Regions from separate parts of the Homo sapiens genome. Here region 2 is linked to region 1. Evidence: chromatin contacts called from ENCODE Hi-C or POLR2A ChIA-PET data. All regions are on one chromosome and are shown on one strand. The core of a region is the stretch at or near the end of the contact, and the rest is flanking DNA. Distances in the headings are between cores, read along the strand shown. Region 1 overlaps PRKN (parkin RBR E3 ubiquitin protein ligase). Region 2 holds the start of LNCR-SMAL (lncRNA senescence and mitophagy associated regulator of PRKN).

Region 1 (3,745 bases), core at 309-2,808:
ACTGTGCAGTCACTAGACTCAAATAAGTATAAAGAGCCACACCGTCTCGTGGATAATACCAAATAATAGAGGACCCATAAGTAAATCTAGGACTATATGGTACTTCATTTTGGCCAGGTGATATATTGATATGTTGGGAGAAAGGATTATTTAATAAATGGTAATGTCACAGAAGGCCATCTATTCAAAGAAATGAATTTGGGCCCCTTCATCACACCACATATGAAAGGAAATTTCAGGCCAATTAAAAGTTTTAAATGTAGTAAACTAAAAAAATAGCAGATACATCTGACATCTAGAGGCTCGGAGACCTTGATAATCGACAGGTGACTACATGAAAATATTTGTATATGATGATACCATAAATAAAAAACAGCAGACAGTGGAAACTGATAGACTAGAACAATATACATGCGACTCCCACAGTAGAGAAAAGGTTACTATCTGCCATAAATACGGCTTACACTGTGATTTGAAAACCCTACCTAATGTATGGGAGCAGAGAGAAATGCTCAATAAACAGATGAAACAAAATTTAAGTTACAAGAATATTTTGTTTTGGCTAATCAGACTCTGAACACAATGAAATTCCTTTTTTTTTTTTTTGGGAAAAGGAGTCCTTTCATAAAATGAAAGCAAAAGTGTGAATTATTACAGCCTGAAATTAAGGAAATAAGTATAAGGACATATATTTTACTCACACACAAAAAAATAAATAAATGCATATAAATATGTATACCCCTATTCACTGGATTGCTGTATATAGTCACACACACACATGCACAGGCACTCACACCAAAATCTAGAAATATCAGTAACAAATCAATAGGCAAATGTTTAAATCAAAGCCATTGCAGCAGAGCATAGAATATTATGCAGTCATAAAAAATTTTTAAAAATAGAACTATAAAAATTACCTTTGAGAGAATGGCTATAAATGATTAAGAGAAACAAATTCAGAAGAAAAAAGAAAAAACTTATTTCTATGTGTGAGTGTGAATGCATGCCAGAGATATCAGAAAGGATTTTCACTAAAATGGTTAGCAATGCTTGTATCAGCGGTTTCTACCTCACCTTTTTTATATTGGTTAAGTGTTATATAATGAGAGTGCATTGCATTATTTGTCACATAAAATTTAATTTGAAAGCTATTTCATTGCTAAAAGGCACTGGTATAACTATAACTTATTTTTCTCATTTAAAAATATTCTATCAAAATAACATAGTGCTTCCACCAGGTGTGTGTCAAAAAAAGAAAAACAACAATTACTAATGCCTATCATTTAAAAGGACTTTGATATAATTAAGCGAAAAAAAAAATAAAAGCAAAGCACGTTCTCTTTGTGCCTTCCAACTACACCAAGAATACAACAAAGACGGCAGAAGTTTGTCTGTACATTTAATAAAGAAAACAAATTAAAGAGAGTGCTTTGCACTGGGACATTTGAATCCAGTGGCAGCTGCCAGATTAAAAAAATAAATAAAGAGCCATAGATCAAGCTGCAGCTGCGTGCCTCCAACTCACTCCGCAGCACAGGCCCAAAGCCATTGTCAGTGCCCCCGGATGTGTGGGTGTCCTTCATTTCTCTTTGAATGTGGCCAGGCCTCTTGAAGGAGAACACTAGGTGGCATGCCTACCAAGCTCTGAAACACCATTAACCACCAGGAAAAAATGCGATTAGGATTCTATTTGGAGATCATATTTTCCCCTGTAGGCTAAGGAGGCATTCTCTAACACTGACAGGCTCTGAGTCTCTTTAGCCAGAAAATCAAAAAGTTTCTGTGAAGCCACTAGGTAGGACTTTTAGAAATAGAGTCGCTACATCCTCTAGGCTCCTGGGAAAGAACCTGTAGCTGAATTATTTTTGTGGGTCATCCGTAAAATGTTAATTGTGGATTGTCAAACCCTTACTGCAGAGAGGACTTTCACAGAAACAGTTCTATTTCTGATAAATCAATTTTAGCAGAAGAGTCTCTTTTGACATGCTTAATTCAATGAGCAAATTGTAATGGGCCTATCCCTTAAGACACTGGTGTTTGTGTGTTTGGGAGTGTTCGCTCAGCAATCTTGGCCCTGATGCTGGGGGAATTTGAACCTGACAGGCCCAGAGGATGGGGCCAGCCCCTTTCCCTGGCCTATGGCTCCGGTGCTCCAGACACACACACCTGAGCTACCTCCCTTAAAGGTTGGAGGTCAATTAAATCCCTCAAGTACCTACTACCAAGCTATTTGTTTAAAGACTATTTTGGCCATTTTTTTGATCAGTAGGATATTGTCACGTGCTGCCAAAGTGCTGCAGGTGGACATGTTTGTGTGTTCTGAAGGACTTACATCATCCTGCAATGGTCAGCTTTATGACACAAAGAATGAGTGATAACTCAGTCTTCTCAGTTTTGTGTCGTTTGTGGTTTTGTTTGTGTTTATTTCTTTCCCTATCTGGGGTAAAAGCCTCAGTCCCTGATTCAGCAGCTTTCTATCTAGGTGTCTGATTTACTGAATTGCATCATCTCTTCCTCATCAGTGTTTTCGCTTGTTTGCTTGTTTGTTTTGAGTCAAGGGCTCTCCGTCTGTCACTGAGGCTGAGTGCAAGTGGTGCGATCACAGCTCGCAGCAGCCTCAAACTCCTGGCCTCGAGCGATCCTCCCACCTTTGCCTCTTGGGTAGCAGGGACTACAGGTGTGTGCCACCACACCTGATGCCTGGCTAATTTTTAAAATTTTTTTCGTAGAGACGGAGTCTCACTATTTCCCAGGCTGGTCTCAAACTTCTGGCTTCAAGCAACGCTCCTGCCTCGGCCTCTCGAAGTGCTGGGATTACAGGTATCAGCCACTGTGCCTGGCCTCCCTTCAGTCGTAATTGCATTTTGAAAACTGGGCCTGCAGCTCTGTGGATACCACACATGTTCTATTTGAGCCTATATTTCTCTGCTGGCCGAATTTCTTAGGAACCTGTGCCAATTGTTTTTCATCTTTGATCATCAGCCCGAACCATGCTGTGTCCACCTGAGGGGACGGTCCAGCATCTCTGTGCCATGGCAGATGGACTGCCGGGGCTCCACCTGGTTTTGGAACCTGCAGTTTGCACCATGGCTCTCCTGACTGCAGAGCCACCGGCAGCTGCTGTGTTTCCTCATTTCCTCTAACCCCAGTCTGTGGGGCCTTCCCCTTCAGCCTGCTGCAGAACCCATCCCTCTGGTCAGTTGAAAAATGTGGGTAACTGAGTTGGAGGTGGCATGAGGGGACTTTCTGGAAAAGGTCTAAAAGTCTGTCTAGAGGAGCGTATACATGTGTGTAGGTAAGAATGGCATCAAGTTGCACACTGAAGGTTTATGCCCCTTACTATATGTCAACAACAACCAAGAAAAGAATCACCTGCCAAAGTCAGTCACCACCTACTTAGTTCCCTAGAGTTGCCACTGGCTCAATTCATGAGCTTATGTATGTGCCAAGGGGAAAGGCTTCCTCCTCCACTCAGGTTTTGAACATTGTAAACACTACCAAGCAGCAAACAGATAGAGCCTGAACGTGTGAAACTTAAATATCTATTTAGTGTTTGCCTCCTCTTCCCATTTTTTTTTCCTTTGACAGAAAAATTGTAGTAAGGGGACAGTGCTTTTTGTTATCTTATTACTGTGTGTGTGTGTGTGTGTGTGTGTGTGTGTGTGTGTGTATGTGTGTAGCAAAGTCTACATCCTAGAAATGTATGCTGCATGCCACAGCTGGGGGCCTTTGTGATACATGTGAT
Region 2 (3,676 bases), core at 704-3,203, 57 kb after region 1:
GTGGTGTGTAAACTACAGGCTTTAGAGGATATTAATTAATACAGATTGGAGAATTTCTGATGCAGCTCATTAACAGAGATCAATATTTAAAACTTATGTTTGGGTAAAAAAAAAAGTCATGGTAAATAATTGAGTAAAAGAGGAAATACACACCAGCATAAAAGTGTGTTTATTTATTTTGCACAAATATCACCATGAGCACTAATGAACAACTATATTTCCTTACAGTAAAATAATACCACATGGAGACTTCTAAAAGAAACCCATTGATAGAGTCCTATAGTCACCCTTGTGTACAAAAAGTCATGTGAATACTGCAAAAAGAGGCACATCTTGTCATTTCAATATTAACTCTCCAAGAGGTTTTTAAAACATCTCCAATATCTATATGTAAAGGTTATTCATTAATATTGGCTATTATTTGGATGTGAATCCTAGAAAAAATATAGACATTTTTAAAGCAAAGCATATGCAAGTATTTCTATATGATACATTAAGGAATGTATTGACTGAAAATACACCAAGATAATGCATATCTCGTAATTCAGATTGAAGGAACTTATTCTAAGGAAATGCTATACAAATATGCACATACAAGATGTTCACTGATGCAGTGTCACAAATGCAAAAACCTGGATTAAAAACTAATAGCCTCAGTTATGTTAATGGAAAGTGAAATACTGTGAAGCCATTAAAATGACTCTAATATCTGAGGAGAAAAAACCTCCTCCTCATTTTATAGACAAAGATGGTCAATTAAAAAATAATTAACGAAAAAATTTTCCACTTTTGGGGAAGCCATTTTATTGAATACACTCACTTATTTAAACATTCAAGAAATACTGGACGTGTCCGCCAGATTTCATGTGGTTAGAAACTTCATCCCCAAGCTCATATATTAATTTTAAGTGGGGCATTTGGGAGGTAACTAGGATTAGATGAGGTCATCGCAGAGGGGACACCCTGATAGGACTGGTGGTTTCATAGGAAGAGAAGGAGATACGAATGGACATGCATGCTCTTGTCCTCTAACCATGTGAGGCAGCAAGAAGGCCCTCACCAGATGCCGGTGGCATGCTCTTGGACTTTCCAGCTTCTAGAAGCATGAGCCCAATAAACTTATTTTATTAACAGATTATCCAGACTGTGGTATTCTATTATAGCAACAGAAAATGGACTAAGACATATACTGAAGAGTTGATGACAAAAATAAATATGTGATTTTGACACATTCTATGAGGAAAAGAAAAAGATGCAGCTCAGAATCATAGTATTGAACCTAACATAGGATGGGGGAAAAAAGCAGAGAATGTGTTGTTAGGATACTATGGGAAAGTGAGAACAGGTACACGACAATTTGCAACTAAGAATGTTTTGGACTCAGAGGGAGAATGCCCCTGGCATCATGTCAAGGCTGGGCCACACTGAGTTGGGGCAGAGGTGGGGAGACAGAACTGAGGAAAAGTGGAGCCAGGCCCCAGTGAGCTGGCTTTAGGATTCTGAATTTTGATTTATTTCAGTTCAGTTTATATACTAAAAGGTTTGATTCAGTTGGTTCATTGAAAAGATTTACCAGGGAAGAAATGACACAAGTCATATGTTTTAATTTAGTTATATAACATAATATAGAGTTGTCCCTGAGGATCTGAGGAGGGTTGGTTCCAGGATGCCCATGGATACGACGGTCTGCAGACACTCAAGTCCTTGATATAAAATGACAGAGTATTTGCATATAGCCTACACACATCCTACTGTATACTTTAAATCATCTCTAGATGACTTGTAATACCTATGACAAGGTAAGAGCTGTGCTAATACTTTTCATATTTATTTTAAAATTTGCATTATGTTTTATATTTATTGTTATTTTTTACTGCTTTTCCACCAAGTATTTTTTATGGATTGGTTGAATCTGCAGATGCAGAACCAAGAATAGAGGGCAGACTGTGGTGACAGACACCGTCTGTGTTATCACTTGAAGAGCTGTCCTGTGGGAGAAATGACAGCATGACAAACAGGCTATGTGGACTTCAGCACATCGGCACAATGTGCCTCCAGTTTTTTCATCTGGAAAAACAACTGGCAGTGGGTGGTAAGTGATATTAATGTCCCTTCCAGTTCCAAGTGCAGTTTAGTGCTTTGGGAATAGTATTCAGAGATTCTCTTATGGCAGTGACATTTTTACCAGTGTTAGGTGAATAAAATATAACTTTATGAAAAAAATGGTATAAAAGGATTAGTATGTTATTTTTCTTATACAAAGGAAACTAGCTGAATGAGAGGCTTAAGGGATATTTGTCTTTTATTATGTGAGGTTTTTTTGAAATTTAAAATATGAAGAACCAAAACTTACCACTAAATCCTACTGTCCAGATTGCTTTTAAAAGTTCTACTGTGAGAGGTAAACTGGGAATCTGAGTGTGTTTCCAGTTGTGTAATAATTACATTGCCTTATTGTTTTTTAGCCAGGTAATATTCTTATCTGGAGGCGATGTTTAATATTGTTTGAATATCTATGTGACTTGCAGCACTATCATAAATGAGTCTTACGACATGCCTCCGTCATTCTGATATTGTGGACAAATGATGTTATAGCTATCTACGAACATTACATATAAAGAATGCATATTGTCAAGATTGAATTTTACCTGAGGTCTGAGCCCCTGGAAAACAATGAAAATTAAAGAAATACTCCTCATGGCCGGGCGCAGTGGCTGAAGCCTCTAATCCCAGCACTTTGGGAGGCCAAGGCAGGTGGATCATGAGGTCAGGAGTTCGAGACTAGCCTGGCCAACATGGCGAAACCCTGTCTCTACTAAAAAAATACAAAAACTAGCGCGGTGGCTGGTGCCTGTAATCCCAGCTACTCGGAAGGCTGAGGCAGGAGAACTGCTTGAAGCCGGGAGGTGGAGGTTGCAGGGAGCCGAGATTGCACCATTGCACTCTAGCCTGGGTGACAGAGCAAGACTCTGTCTCAAAGAAAGAAAGAAAGAAAGAGAGAGAGAGGGAGGGAGGAAAGGAGGGAGGAAAGAAAGAAAAAGACGGAAAGAAAGAGAGAGAAAGAAAGAAAGAAGGAAAGGAAGGAAGGAAGGAAGGAAGGAAGGAAGGAAGGAAGGAAGGAAGGAAGAAAGGAAGAAAGAAAGAAAGAAAGAAAGAAAGAAAGAAAGAAAGAAAGAAAGAAAGAAAGAAAGAAAGAAACTCCTCACCCTTCAGTGTGATCAAAAACAGCTTACTGCCAGGTCCCCCTTTCCCCATATGAATTAGATGTGTCACCTAACACTGGTAAAAATGTAACTGCTATAAGTGAATCTCTGAATAATATTCTCAAAGCACTAAACTGCACTTGGAACTGGAAGGGACATTAATATCACTTGTACCCGTTGACTACATAGGACAAGGCCAGACTTCCAATTCCTATCCTTTGCCTCAACAATGATTAGCTGGATTGCTTGTCCCTACTGATGAATCAGAAATGCTTATTGGTTAAATTTGGTGAAGGTTCTCTCTATCCTCAGAACCCTGACCTCAACCCCAGCCAGCAGAGAGCCTCTCCTGAGAAGAAGCTGGCCCTAGGGTAAAACCCTCTCTCATTTACTATCCCATATGTCTTTCTTCCACCCCACTCCTCCACACCAGTTCTTACTAGCTTGTTTATTCCCCTGTATAAAAGAAAGCC

The links. Hi-C counts contacts between places; a loop is a spot of excess contacts on that map. ChIA-PET counts read pairs that join two places held with the same protein, here RNA polymerase II (POLR2A). Pooled maps may share reads with other maps.
Region 2: a loop to region 1 is called in a map of heart left ventricle, with 2.7 times the contacts of the local background. The contact joins the promoter of LNCR-SMAL here to the enhancer-like site in region 1. A Hi-C loop is called at or near these places in 5 of 168 maps with a recorded cell type or tissue (Right ventricle myocardium inferior, cardiac septum, heart left ventricle and 1 more) and 3 of 50 pooled maps. POLR2A ChIA-PET finds 5 or more read pairs at or near these places in 1 of 52 experiments (OCI-LY7).

What each region holds. Positions count from the first base shown.
Region 1 is chr6:162,176,338-162,180,082 of GRCh38, forward strand. All of the region lies in intron 4 of PRKN (parkin RBR E3 ubiquitin protein ligase), which reads right to left. Among named protein-coding and RNA genes, the nearest start is that of LNCR-SMAL, 57 kb to the right of the region's middle. Within about 2 kb of position 1,559, at least 2 of the 41 ENCODE cell types and tissues checked have a DNase peak (open chromatin) inside an H3K27ac peak, as active enhancers do; they include heart right ventricle, where a contact is called at or near this core.
Region 2 is chr6:162,232,827-162,236,502 of GRCh38, forward strand. LNCR-SMAL (lncRNA senescence and mitophagy associated regulator of PRKN) reads left to right here and starts at 1,954. Exons shown (of 2, transcript XR_943203.3): 1 at 1,954-2,092. The region is part of intron 3 of PRKN (parkin RBR E3 ubiquitin protein ligase); the gene reads right to left.